Regions from separate parts of the Homo sapiens genome. Here region 2 is linked to region 1. Evidence: chromatin contacts called from ENCODE Hi-C data. All regions are on one chromosome and are shown on one strand. Each heading gives the region's core, a stretch centred on a gene start or an enhancer-like site at or near the end of the contact. The rest is flanking DNA. Distances are from core to core; before and after follow the strand shown. Region 1 has its middle 170 kb from the start of QKI. Region 2 has its middle 400 kb from the start of QKI.

Region 1 (7,122 bases), core at 2,309-4,808:
CATACAAGCAGCCCTCCTCCACACCGCAATTCCACTCCTGTGCCAATTCTTCTTTTAGAGTCAGGAGCCCAGAAAGCTTCTACAATGCCAATTACAAGGCTCTTTGTGACAAGCATTCTAATCTACTCAAACAAAAAAATGCGTATTTATAGCATTCGTTCAACTAAAAAAGTATACTATATAAAGCCCAAGAATGTAAGTTTACGTGTAAAAAAACTGACACCAGCAATTTTACCTCCTCCTTATTTTCCTCCAGCTGCCCAGTTAGGAGGATTGTTTGTTTGGTCTATTCATCTTCCCAGTCTTCTCACTGAATTCTCCTCTGACTCTCCCAGGGGCCAAATCTCAATTCTTGTCTTCTGTTCACCCTTACTCCTTGGCTCTCTCCTCATCCTTACTCCTTTCTCTTCTGTTAAAGAAGCAGGCCCATGTGCAATTCCAGGGAGTATTATTGTTAGTACTACATTTTCTGTCACATTCTTCAGAGGCGCTAGACTCCTTGCAAAGCAAAACTGTGGGCACAAGGCAACCTAAGACCTAATCCCTTCAACAGGGTCTTGGTGCCCTGTGTGCGGTCGCCCCCGAAACCAAGTCAATGGTGCTTTCAAAGACTACAGCCAGCCTCTGTCTGCATCCCGGCCTGCGCCCCGGGGAAATAGTAAAGCAAAAGGTGCCTTACAATAAGGGGGTGAGGAAAAGCCTGCCAAGCGGGTGGCGTTCAGATGAGATTGCTTACTCTACATGCGCCCTCAATTTAAAGGGACGAGTGGCCCGCCAAGCCTTCTAAGTCATCGTGCCCATTTCTCAAGAGAGGGCTCTCTGTGGGCCGCACACCAGTGTGACCGTAGAGAATAAGGGTGGCGCCAGTCACGTCCTGAGAAAGCGACGAATGTGTCCTTGTGAATCGGTCAAGGTTTTCCCTTGCAGGTGGCCTGACTCAAGGGCTTCGCAGGGACACAGGGACATAAGAAAAAACTTTCAAAAGTTTTACCATCAGGGAAAAAGCACATCAGGACCCGCCGGTCATTGCAGGTCATGCCAGCGGAAGCTTAACCGAGGGAGCAGGGCGCACAGACACAGCTGTGCTCCAAGAGTTTAAAAAGCATTTTGGCAGATGTTCCTTGGTGATCAGTTGGAGTCTTTGGCACGAGGCTGGCATCTGGTGTGTTTCCTGTTCATTACTGATGAAATTGTCTGACGTGTCTGTGTCTCATCCGAATACAACAGAAAAAAATGCCTGGGAATAAACACCCTAATCTAACCCTTGGAGCAATGTGTAGGTACTGTTTATCTTTGAAATAAATATTCAGGTCACATAAACTGCAGTTCAATGTACAAAGCAGAATTTAATATGAGGACATATAAGGTTTAAATATCATTGCATAGTAGTGACTTTTTAGGTAATCACAATTTTATATGCCTGTTACATTTGTGGTAGGAGTTTAGCTAGATTTTGCTGGAAAACTACAGCTTATTTATAAAGTACACACATTATTTTAATCGTACAAAAATGTGTAAAATATCTTACTCACCATGTAACATGGGCACCCCAAAGTACATGAGTTTCTTAAGAAGACATATGAAATCTTCAAGGCTATAAAGAGGACAGGAAATGACTCACTTCCCAATGACTCCAGGTAGATTAAATACGCCCCCCCTTTTTTTTAAGACAGTGTCTCACTCTGTCATCCAGGCTGGAGTGCAGTGGCACGATGTTGGCCCATTGCAACCTCCACCTCCTGGGTTCAACCAATTCTCCTGCCTCAGCCTCCTCAGTAGCTGGGATTCCTGGTGCATGCCACCATGCCTAGCTAATTTTTGTATTTTTAGTAGAGACTGGGTTTCACCATGTTGGCCAGGCTGGTCTCAAACTCCTGACCTCAAGTGATCCACCCGCCTCAGTCTCCCGAAGTGCTGGATTACAGGCGTGAACCACCGTGCCTTGACTAAATACACATTCTTAATTTAGCAACAGGAAACAATAGAGGAAAATAATGACACATACTCACTGAACACACACCAGTTCCAGGCAATGTGCTAAGAGGTTTACGTTAATTAGCTCAGTTGACCCTCTTAGGAGCCCTGTGACATAGGTACTTTATCCCCATTTTATAGATGAGAGACCTGAGGTTTCAGGTTGAAGTTACCTGTCTAAAATCTCCAGAGTGAGAAAGCAGCCATATTCCAGAGAGCCTGCGTTATGCTGACAGAGAAATATGGATACATGAGAAAATTTATGCAGCACCTTAAATATGTGCCTTTCTAATTGGAAATTCTGAGTGTTTCACAAGTACAAGTACTTTCCTACTTCTTCAAAAATATTAATTTTTTTGGAATAATGATAAAAGCTCAAACCTGTTCTGCTGGACAGGAGAAAGGGCAGCCGGGGGGCGCACAGAGGGAAAGCCTCCCTTTCTGTCTGTACTCCCTGTGGTTAAAATGTTACTATTTGGCCACACTGGCCTCCAGACATAACTGTGGCCAGGCACAGAACGGGGTTTCACACTAGGGTAAACCCTCAGATCTTCAAGGTCTATTCCCAGGTCTTTCCAGGCAGGTCTGGGGCTTGGAGTGTGGGAGCTACTGCTCTGTGGGCTGCTGCCTAGACGGCAAGCTCCTGGTTTTTGTTCGTTTGTTTTGTGTTTTTTTGGCGGAATTTTGCTCTGTTGCCCAGGCTGGAGTGTAGTGGCGTGATCTTGGCTCACTGCAACCTCCGCCTCCCGGGTTCAGGCGATTCTCCTGCCTCAGCCTCCCAAGTAGCTGGGATTACAGGCGTCCACCACCATGCCTTGTTAGTTTTTGTATTTTTAGTAGAGATGGGGTTTCGCCATGTTGGCCAGGCTAGTCTCGAACTCCTGGCCTCAAGTGAGGCCAGGCCTCCCAAAGTGCCTGGGATTACAGGCGTGAGCCACCATGCCTGGCCTGAACGTCTTATTATTTAAAAGTGTGTTGGGGTGGTGGTGGGGCCTTATTCCTAATACTTAAAATCATACACTGATGGCCAAAATCACACTACCAAGTATGACTTAGGAATTGAGAACTCAAGAAGATAACTTCAAGTACTTCTCCCCTTCCTAGGTAGAGGAGAAAACCAAACATCATATATAGGGAGATAGGATTCTAAGTCATGGTACAAACCTCCCCAGAGGAATTGTGAGAATCAGCTTTTCTTAAAGATCCTCACTTCCCCGTTTGCTAGTGTTTCTGAGTGATAACCAAGACCATCATTCCCAGGAGAGCACACGCAGTAAAGTCATCGACATCATCATTGCAGTTTCTCACTAGACGCCTTGTGCTGAGTGATGCACATTCAATCTATACTGTGCACCTCTTGATTACTGAAAAGTGGTTAAAGCTAGATTACAATAGTGCCCCCTTATTCACATTTCCCTTTCTGAAGTTTCGGTTACCTAAGGTCAACTATGTTAGAAAAATATTAAATGGACAGTTCCAGAAATAAACCTTTCTTAAGTTTTAAATTTCAAGCTATTCTGAGTAGTGTGATGAAATCTTGTGCCTTTCCGCCTGGGACATGAGTCATCCCTCTGTCCAGCATATCCTTGCTGTAGACACCTCCCCGGCCCCCAGCAGTCACTTGGCAGCCGTCTTAGTTATCAGATTAACTTCCTGTGTTCAAGTCATCCTTATTTTACTTATAATGGACCCAAAGCGCAAGAGCAGTGATGCTTGCAATTCAGACGGGACAAAGAGAATTGTAAGTGCTGCCTTTAAGTGAAAAAGTGAAAGCTTATCATAGGTACAAATATATAAGAAAAAACATTGCCGGGGTGTGGTGGCTCATGCTTGTAATTCCAGCACTTTGGGAGGCCGAGGCGGGTGGATCACTTGAGGACAGGAGTTCGAGACCAGCCTGGCCAACATGGTGAAACCCTGTCTCTACTAAAAATACAAAAAATTAGCTGGGCGTGGTGGCACATGCCTGTAATCCCAGCTATTTGGGGGTCTGAGGCAGGAGAATTGCTTGAATTCGGGAGGTGGAGGTTGCAGTGAGCCGAGATTGCACCAGCAGTGAGACTCTGTCTCAAAATAGAAAAAAGAAAAAACATAACGTAATCAGGTTCTGTGCTATCTATGGTTTCAGTCATCCACTGGGAGTCTGAAAATGTATCCCCTATATATAAGAAGGGGCCACTGTATTTCAATTCTCTCAGTCCTAATCTAAGTCTATACTTTTCAAAGATTTATCAATGAAAGCAAGTCAAGATCAATTGATTTTTGTTGTTGTTAAAACAACTGTAGGACTCCCACTAGAAGCCCGAAAACTTTTTAAGGCAAAAATTGTGAGACACGTATTTGGTAGTGTGCTTTTTTAGTATTCTGTAAGTAATTTCAAATATTAGCAGTAAGATGGTTTTTAAATTTTGTTTTAGAGAACAGGCATTTGTATTCCCTAGTAATTATTGTTATGAATGATTTTTGGGTTAAATAAACAAAAGTTTGTGGTCTAAGCCTCAATTTAGATGTGATATAGTGTTCTAATAGTAGAAATTTCAGTTATGTTTAGATAGCCGCTACACCATTTGGAGAAACCCACGTTGGATGTAAGTTGGATTTTAAAGTGCACAGGCCCAGCAGAGTCACAGTTGTGTGATGAAAGCATTAGTATGAATGCCTCCACTAGGACTAAATAAATTGTCAGTCGACAGAACATTGAATAGAGTGAAATAAGAACCCCCCTGATTACTATGCCAGGTCATATAATCCATAGGGAACTAAGTTCTGCGGGAAGAGAATCAGATAATGCTAGCTTCAAATAAACTGAAATCCCACAAAATTCAATGGTAAATGAAGTTACTAGGGAAAAAAGAAAAAAAAAACCCTAGTTATTTCAGCATCATTGATACCAAGTGGAAATCTCCAATCCATAATCCATATCCCTTGAAAAGGAGATTTGTAGTAGGTAGGGATCAAATAATTAGTTGACCCAAATAGTCCTTCAAATACCTGATAACGTGAACATTATCACTGCCAGTCAAAGGGAGAAAAAACACTCGTCTTACTACACTCAGAATGTTCTAAATCTTCAGTACGCTATAGCTTTCTCATCAATGTGTACAGTGGTGTAAAATGATTTTCCAGAGGTCAACTCTTGATAAAATGTTCTACTGCTATGAGTCATTAAGTAGGTGAATGATGATTTATGAATGGAACTTACACGTTGGATACCAAGAAGACTAAAACTCACATCTCGTAGATAGTACCTTATGTCTTGATAGAAAAAAGATATAGATTAGCATCACTTCCTAGTCACTAAAATAGTTTGTAATCTTAAGTAATGAAATACGTGACATTTGTCATATTGTTCTATACAGTAATAGGGAACAATCCCAGCTTTACAACTATATTCAACTTTGGTGCAGTCACCTCTGATGCTACCTTTCCACAGAGTGGCGGGGGTCCTGCTGTCCCATTCCCCAGCTCTGGCACGAAGGGAATGGATTCCAAATGCATCTGAAATGTTCAGTCTGCTGCTAAGCCCTGAGCGGCTGCCTCCAGCTATGAGCAGCCTCATCAGTTGACCCCAGTCACCCATTCAAATATGATTCTGCAAGTGTACCATGATTGGAAAACCTCTGGGAAGCCCTCTTGTGGGGAGCCCACCTGACCCCGAGTTTTGGCAGGAGCCAGGCCTCTCAATGTACCCCTTTCTTCTCCTTACCTTTCTCCTTTGTGGAGAAAAAAGAATGGATATGGCATTTGGCAGGGTCATACAATGATGGAGGGAATTTTGTCAGTTGTGCAAGAGTTTGCGGAAAGCATGAAGATGAATGGACTTGGGACCAGAGGTGGGAATGTGGGTGTGGCCATCGCAGTAATTGACAGGAAGTGACGGAAGTTCAGGCAGGCCCATCACTCACTCAGATGCTATTTATCAGGCACCTCTCCCAGGCCAAGCACATTTGAGAAACGGGAAGAGCGAGCTCCCACTTCACCCTTCTGAGGCCGGACACTTTCTGTGTGACCTCCAAAATAGTGGAATTCCAAAAGACACATTTTTGGAAAGGTGCCTTTTTTTTTGAGACGGAGTCTCGCTCTGTCTCCCAGGCTGGAGTGCAGTGGCACGATCTCGACTCACTGCAACCTCTGCCTCCCAGGTTCAAGCGATTCACCTGCCTCAGCCTCCCGAGTAGCTGGGATTACAGGTGCCCACCACTACGCTCAGCTAATTTTTGTATTTTTAGTAGAGACGGGGTTTCACCATCTTGGCCAGGCTGATGTTGAATTCCTGACCTCGTGATCCACCCACCTCGGCCTCCCAAAGTGCTGGGATTACAGGCATGAGCCACCGCGCCTGGCCTGGAAAGGTGCCTTTTTGTTTGCAGTGTTTTTTCTTTCTTTTAGCAAATACCGCCTGAAACAGTTATAAAGTGCGGAGGTGTTAGTACAGTAGAGAGCCACAAGTTAATGAATCCAGAGCCCAGGAAGAAAACCATGCCTTTCCGTGTAGAAGGTTCTGCTGAGAGGATGCCAACTCTCAGCATGTGGCAAGGGTTTGACACAGGAGATTCTATTCCCAATCTGTCAACCACGTATACGAACTTATGGATATCATTTCCCGATATATCTCTCTGGGCATCTGATTTCTCATCTGTAATCAACAGAGTGTTAGTTCTTATGATCAACAAAACTGCTTTCACTTCTAAGGGCTTTTGATCAATTTTTAATATTCTACATCGTTTAATTTTTGATGCTTACAAAAAGATCCTGGGTTATCTCTCAGATATGGAAACTGGACTAAACCATTTTCTATACCCTGCCTCTCCCACAATAACTTAATATAGATATATGCTTAAAGTGAATATCAATTAATCTTCCGTCTTGAAGATTAAAATATGAGTAAGGAGTACAGTTTCACTTTTGCAGATGGAAGAGCTGACGATGGGACAGCCAGCGCTGGCACGGCCTTGATAACATGCACGAACCAGGCTCTGGTGCACTTTAGAACCTGTGAGCGACTTGCTGCCTTCACCGGCCTTCCAGCCAGCCAACTGGCTTCGACACCAATATCAGGGCTAAGTCTATCAGTTGACTTGACAATTCTCTAGGGACAGGTAGGAAACAGGATATAGTGGCATTTATTCACTCAACAAATATTTATTG
Region 2 (7,294 bases), core at 1,920-4,419, 230 kb before region 1:
ATATTAGATCAATGGTTTTATAACTCACATTTAAATAGACCATGGCATGTCAGGCGGCATCAATATCATGTTTCTGGAGATTACTGAATAACATGGGACATGTTTACAATATGTGCTAAGCATAAAATCAAGATGCAAATTTCTTCACATTGCATAATCCCTGTTTTACTCACAAATAAATGTATATTCATCCATTAAAAGTAACATTTGAAGAAACTCATCTAAAAATTGACAGTGATTACCTCTTCATAGCAAAATTAGAATTTAATTTATTCTTTTTATAATTCTATTTTTTCCTAAATGTTCTTCAGTGGGTATGCCTTTGTTTTATAATCAGAATATCTGAATGGGAAAAAATATTAAATTAGTGACATGGTTTGGCTGTGTCCCCACCCAAACCCCAACTTGAATTCTATCTCCTAGAATTCCCATGTGTTGTGGGAGGGACCCAAAGACAGGTAATTGAATCATGGGGGGCTGGTGTTTCCTGTGCTATTCTCGTGATAGTGAGTAAGTCTCACGAGATCTGAAGGGTTTATTGCTTCCTCCTCATTTTTCTCTTGCCCCCATCATGTAAGAAGTGCCTTTCACCTCCCGCCATGATTCTGAGGCCTCTCCAGCCATGTGGAACTGTAAGTCCAATTAAACCTCTTTTTCTTTCCAGTCTCAGGTATGTCTTTATCAGCAGCATGAAAATGGACTAATACGATTAGTACACCTATTTGTCTCAGAGCTCATAGGATTTTGTACTTTTGCTCAACTTTAAAAGCCTCTGAAGGTAACTCAACTAAAGTAGAAATTGCCTCCATAAAACAGGTACATTGTGAACATTCATTACTGTCCACTTTTTACACATTCCCAGTCATCAATGTTAAGATGCATGAATTTCCAGGGGTACCTGGGAAATATATGAGCCCAGGCTCAGGGCAGCATCTGTCAGTACAACAGAAGGTCATTCCACAGCAGAAATTGAAATGGATGTTATTTGCTCTAACAAACGCTGATTGCATTCCAGACCTATAAATCACATGCACACATGTGGAACTGATGGGCCCAGACAGTGGCAAGCCAACGTCTGTATAAATGGCACCTTGTCCATCTTTATCCTAAGCTCCTAAACCAGGTCTAGTTCCAGCAAAAGTTGATCACTCCAGATATAATCCATACCAACTCACACCCAACTTGTCCTAAACCATGTGAGCTTCATCTATTGCCAGGTGTCCTATAGATGTCTTAGACACTTCAAATGGTTGGAAAATGCTCACAGAACTGCCTCCACCTAGGTTAAACCCCAGAGCAACAAATTTAAATCAGCTGAGGCCAGTCTACAACCGCCCCCCCTCCCCGCCCCAGAAGAGAAGCTGGCTGAGCTGTCAGGGTGCCAGAATTGCAGTCTTGTTCATCTCTGAACTCATACTTGGAAGCTCAGTAAGAGGCATACTATTAGTTCATATTAGAAACAGTTACTGAATGCCAAATAGTAAGCTAAGCCCTTGATGTTTGTCATATAATTTTATCATTATAACAGCCCTATGAGACAGAAAACTCCTATTATCCCCATTTTAGAGATGAGGACCTAGGACTCCGAGAGGTTAAGAAACATGTCCAAGGTCACACAGCTCACAGATGATGGAGCTGGAATTTGAATCCAAGTGGTCTGTTTCCTAGTCCCCACATGTACCTGCTAGGATGTATACCAACCACATGGACTTTCAATGCCAGTGTCGTAGGACTATGTGACTTGGATGTATATACTGTGTGTTTCCAAGCACTTGTACACAGTGAGACTTCAACAAATATCAGCCACTGTTATTAAACCTCCAAGACAAGGCATCAGAAAGAAGGAACAACAAAGATTTCTAGGGATTTCTGGCACTGTCCATTTCTCAGTTCTACTATCCACCTTGTGCAAGGTGAACCACTTCCCCAAGCGGGAACCACCAGTCTTTGCATTTCTTCAAGCACTGATGGCTGCTGGAGAAGGAGGCAGCACAGAGAGCCTGGGGAAGGTTCATGGGTGACACTGTGTGACTTGGGCGGAGAGCAGCCTCTCTGTGCTGGGTGAGTGGGATAATGATTCCTGCCCTTATTGTCTTCACATGCTAATCAGAATTAATTGGGGAAATCATTGTGAACTCTAGGTCCTCTTAGATTAGTGCTTAATTATAATACATCATTTGCTGAGAATAAGTACTTGGACCCTGGAGATGAATCCTCTCTCCTTATCCCTTCAATAAGGATTCAGTTCCAGACTTATGCTCTATCATTTCTTCTCAAAATACAAGAAAAATAACAAATCGTTATTTTATCCCTCTCTTTCATTTTTAATCAAACAGATTAAATAGAAAGATAAAGAGCCATTTTAAAATCATGAACTTTTTTTAAGCATCATAAGATTGTTCATTCCATAGAATCAATGGTGTACGGTCTGCTCATATATCTTGAAGTTACATTACATTCTGGTATTTTCTATCACCATCATTTAGTGTTTTAGTTGTAAACATGCTACATAACACAGAGGCCACTCACTGTCAAAGGGTCATATGCGACAGGACAAATGGCCACTGGCCTGTCCCCACCCCTTCCACTTAAATGTTGGAAGGAATGTGGGGGACCTGCGGAAGTGGGGGACCACATTCCTTACATGTTGAATGTTTCCAAAGAGCCCTCTCCTCATTGCCTCTGCAGTGACTGCCAGTATTCTCATCCGCAGGGTTCAACACAGCCAGACTCATACCGAATGCAAAAAGCTACCCCTAACAAAACACCAGAACTTTGCATCAGGAAATTCAGTCATGCTTCGCTTGGCTGATCTCAAATATCTGAGCGTGTGTACTAGTCTTCTGTCACTGATGGTCTGTCTAGAAAGGGCTTCTGTGGTTCCTTCCTCTCCCTCTTGCCAGCTCCCCCACACCAATATTTCTTTAAATCAAAGGAAACTATTATCTTGTAAAGGTTTTAACATGCATATGTCCTTAGAACCTCTAAACTGTTATAAAAATCATACGATTAGTCACTTGGCACATGCCCAGACCTAAGCTCAGGAGGCATTGCAGACCGTTCCATGCCTCAGGCACAGCCTGAAGAGCATCTCTGGCCTCTGCAGTCACCCCAGGCCCTGCTGCTGAGACCTTGACCCCTCCAAGTCCCTCCACGCAGCGGGCTGGCCACTCTTCCAGGAAGCTGCTGCAGGACAGACTCCAGCAGACTACTCAGGATTCAAGGATGCGTGAAGGTTAGAGCATTAATATACATCCACATCCTTCAGATGCAAGAGTAATGATGAAATAATCGTCCCCGGATAACGGGATGAGTCAGAGGAGGTTCCAGGAATAGACTCCAGATTTCCATCTCGTATCACCATTCAACATCACCACTAGGAGACTTCTACGAGGGCAAAGTGACCTCACACGTGTTCTGAGCCCAAAAATATTTGTCTCGAATGCTTTTCCAACTCCTCTCAAGCTATAATAAACTGAACTTTAAATCAGTTGTTCAAATTTGACAACAGAAAAATCAGTGATAAAATTCTACTTATCATGTGTTTATGAATTTCTAATTTTTCTTGGGGCTTCGAGACATAAACCCAGAGTATAAAAAGCTGTCCCTTCTGGCCAGGTTGGTGAGCACAGCAGAGGCCAGCTAGAAAGTTTCACATCCTGTTGGCAAATCGGCAAGAGCTACTGAAGATCTGCCACTGTTATACTTGACATGGAAGACAAGGAAAGTCCCTGAGGGCTGGAAATAGACAGAGTACTCACAGGAAAAGGGAGGGAAGTTAGGTAGCAAGGAAGGAAGGAAGAGAGGGTAGAAAGAAAACAGAAAAGAAGAAAGAGAAGAAAGAGAAAGTGGTGGGGAAGGGAGGAAAGTGGGGGCGGAGAACTACCTTGGTAACTGCAGACCAGTCAATGAAAGTTTTTTGGGTTTTTTTTGGGGGGTGGGGGGTTGTGTGTTTTTTGTTGTTGTTGTTGTTTGTTTTTTGAGATGGAGTCTCGCTTTGTTGCCCAAGCCAGAGTGTAGTGGTGCGATCTCAGCTCACTGCAACCTCTGCCTCCCGAGTCCCAACAATTCTCCAGCCTCAGCCTCCCGAGTAGCTGGATTACAGTTGTGAGCCACCACACCTGGCTTATTTTTGTATTTTTAGTAGAGACAGCGTTTCATCATGTTGGCCAGGCTGGTCTCAACTCCTGACCTCAAGCAATCTTCCCACCTTGGCCTCCAAAAGTGCTGGGATTACAGGCATGAGCCACCTCACCCGGCCCCGTCAATGAAAGTCTGATGCTCAGAATTTATTCCAAATAAGAGTTCCTTTGTAAATGCAAGTAACAAAGTCCTGACAGATGCATTCTAGCTTCTTCTTTGACAATGACAGGCCTCAGAGAGACTGGTTAAGCAAGGGGCACAATCTACCCATGCTTCAGTAAGGATGTTAATTTTGGAAGCAAAAGGGAAAGGCAATTTTAAGGCACAATTAAGCCTCCTGTAAAACCATAGGGATACTGCAAGTAATGACATTCAGTGGAGTGAAGGAAGGAAGGCAACTGATCACTCTCACCACGAACTCTTATCTGAATGGATGGTAGCCACCATGCTTACAGAAGACAATAAGCTCGCCACATCTTAGAACACAGAAATAATCCAAAGGGACCTTGATAAACATGATAAATCAGCTCTAAAACCATGATGGAATTTCATCCTGACTGTATTAGTCCATTTTTGCATTGCTATAAAGAAATATCTAAGACTGGGTAATTTATAAAGAAGAGAGGTTTAATTGGCTCGTGATTCTGCAGGCTGTACAGGAAGCATAGTGGCTTCTGCGTCTGGGGAGGCCTCATGAGCTTTTACTCATGACAGAAGGCAAAGGGGGAACAGGTGTCTTACATGGCAGGAGTAGGAGAAAGAGTTGGGGAGGAGCTGCTTCCCTTTTCAACAACCAGATCTCACAAGAACTCACCATCACAACCAAGGGCGAAATTTCCCAGGATCCAAACACCTCCCACCAGGCCCCACCTCCAACACTGGGGATTACAGTTCAACATGAAATTTGGGTGGGGACATCAATAAAAACATGTCAGTGATATGTCACTGACACAAGTCAGTGTACAAAGAAACATTCTAGAGTGCTGCATCTAACTAATCAGCAACTAGTTCTGACTGACAAGGAAAGATGACAAATGCAGTGTCTTTAATTGAAAACACATAAAATGAAACAAAATCATAAAATGTTGCCAGGAACAGGTCCAAGATGGTCTTCTTAGAAGTCACTGGCTCATCAACACTTATAAGAAAATAAATCGGTGCTTCAAAAGTGCTTGTGCGTGTTCTGAGGACTTCGTTCACTTGAAATTAAGCATTCCCCTTGAAGTTTGTTTTGTCAAATTGATTTCCTAACAAACTGCATTGTTATAGATAACACAATGATAAACGTCAGACAAGCCCCAGTGAATTATTACACATTAATGTAATATAAATCAATGAATCTTCCTAACATAGGATGAGAATATGTTAGCCTTTCCCAAAAGTGTGTTCTACTGAAACTCTAGTACTAAGAAATCCCATGAAAAAGGGTTGCAAAGACAAATGCAGTAACAAAAACAATAATAACAATATAAATAACAACACACACACACACTCATTACTATATGCCAAGCACTCTGTGTTAGTCAGGGTTCTCCAGAGAGAAAGGACCAATAGGATATATTTAGAGGATATATATAAGAGGGGATTTATTGTGGGGAATTGGCCCACATGATTGTGGAGGCAGAGAAGTCCCACCATATCCCAACTGCAAGCTGGAGAACCAGGAAGTCAGTGGTATAACTCAGCCAAGTGGAATGCCTGGCCCGTTTTATCCAGGCCATTTGCAATGTGTGATGCCCTTCACATTGAAGAGGGTGGTCTTTATTCAGTCTACTGATTCAAATGCTGATCTCTTTTGGAAACATCCTTGCAGACCCACCTAGAAATCATGTTTTACCAGCTATGTGGGCAACCCTTAGCCCACTCAAGTTGACACATAAAATCAACCATCACACACCATTTTAAGAACCAATTATATTCAGAGAAAACAAACTTCACAAAATTCTATCTCCCTTTTATCCACACAAGATACATAACATTTTAGACTCTGAAAGGTCCTACAGCAAAGGAACCTATCTGATATACCCTAAAGTAATATAACTCTATTTCAGCAAAACATCTGAGGTATACTCATTTTTCCATTCCACAAATATTTATTGAATGGCTTTTTTTTTTTTTGCCAAGGACTGAACTAAGCAAATATTAAAAAGACAGAGAAAAAATAATAAGAGAACTAAAGATTCAAGACACAACACTAAAAGAATAAACCAATAAAACATATAATGCAGTCTTATTTCTGTAAGAAACTGGAGGCTACAGCAGAAATATGCCTGGCAAAGATGGCAAGGTCATGTACTGCTAGGGGCAGCCGGGCTCCATGTAGCAGCTGCAGTCTACCAAGCTTATCTGCAGGCAAGCTGAAGAATTCTGAGAACTACTATTCCTCAAAGTAAAATTTATTTCAATTAATTATGTTTAAATAAAGACCCTAAATAATGTACCTCTGCATCAAATACAAAGAAAATTTGCTCAGCTATTAGAAAAATGCTTGTCTAAATGATTAAATGCAAACACAGGCCACCAAGAGAAGTTATAAGTCCTTGAAATCTGCACTAATAGGATTTATTGCCATCTTTACGATTCAGCTGGCTAGCATTGCTTGAGGCAGGGGCTTGAACTAGCATAGCTCTGGGACTCCATCCCAAACCTTTAACTATGACTGTGAGGACTGCAGAATAATACAAAAAAGTGTGTGTGTGTGTGTGTGTGTGTGTGTGTGTGTGTGTATAGATATGTGGGAAGAAAATGGCCTGAAAAGATCAGCCTAATATTAAATGTCAAAGTCATGGGGCAACTCCTTGCTTTTATTCAGGAATGCAGAGAATAGGAAAATAAAATGTAGACTTGAATTACCATAATGGCTTTGTTTGTTTATGTGTTGGGTAAAATTTGCACACTTTATTGTATCTATTACCCCCAATTACAGCAATTTCCATTTCCCCAAGGCAGTAATGGAGAAAGTTTAATGTACAATAGGAACCCAAATGTCAGAATCCCCATTCTCTTAAATGGTGTTAAAGCCCTTTGTCCTTTTTCTCATTTAAAATTCTTTCTCTTGCTTAAATTCCAAGAATTAAGGACAACCAACCAGGTTGATCCTCTGGTTTAAATACCATGTTCTGGATTCTACTCTGCTCTTGAGATTTAACTC

Evidence for each region. Hi-C counts contacts between places; a loop is a spot of excess contacts on that map. Pooled maps may share reads with other maps.
Region 2: a loop to region 1 is called in a map of gastrocnemius medialis, with 3 times the contacts of the local background. The contact joins two enhancer-like sites. A Hi-C loop is called at or near these places in 3 of 168 maps with a recorded cell type or tissue (MCF 10A, gastrocnemius medialis and psoas muscle) and 2 of 50 pooled maps.

The regions. Positions count from the first base shown.
Region 1 is chr6:163,582,452-163,589,573 of GRCh38, reverse strand. No RefSeq gene overlaps it. Among named protein-coding and RNA genes, the nearest start is that of QKI, 170 kb to the right of the region's middle. RefSeq lists an enhancer at 943-2,142. Within about 2 kb of position 3,558, at least 9 of the 41 ENCODE cell types and tissues checked have a DNase peak (open chromatin) inside an H3K27ac peak, as active enhancers do; they include gastrocnemius medialis and psoas muscle, where a contact is called at or near this core.
Region 2 is chr6:163,810,678-163,817,971 of GRCh38, reverse strand. No RefSeq gene overlaps it. Among named protein-coding and RNA genes, the nearest start is that of QKI, 400 kb to the right of the region's middle. RefSeq lists an enhancer at 2,893-2,942. Within about 2 kb of position 3,169, at least 3 of the 41 ENCODE cell types and tissues checked have a DNase peak (open chromatin) inside an H3K27ac peak, as active enhancers do; they include gastrocnemius medialis and psoas muscle, where a contact is called at or near this core.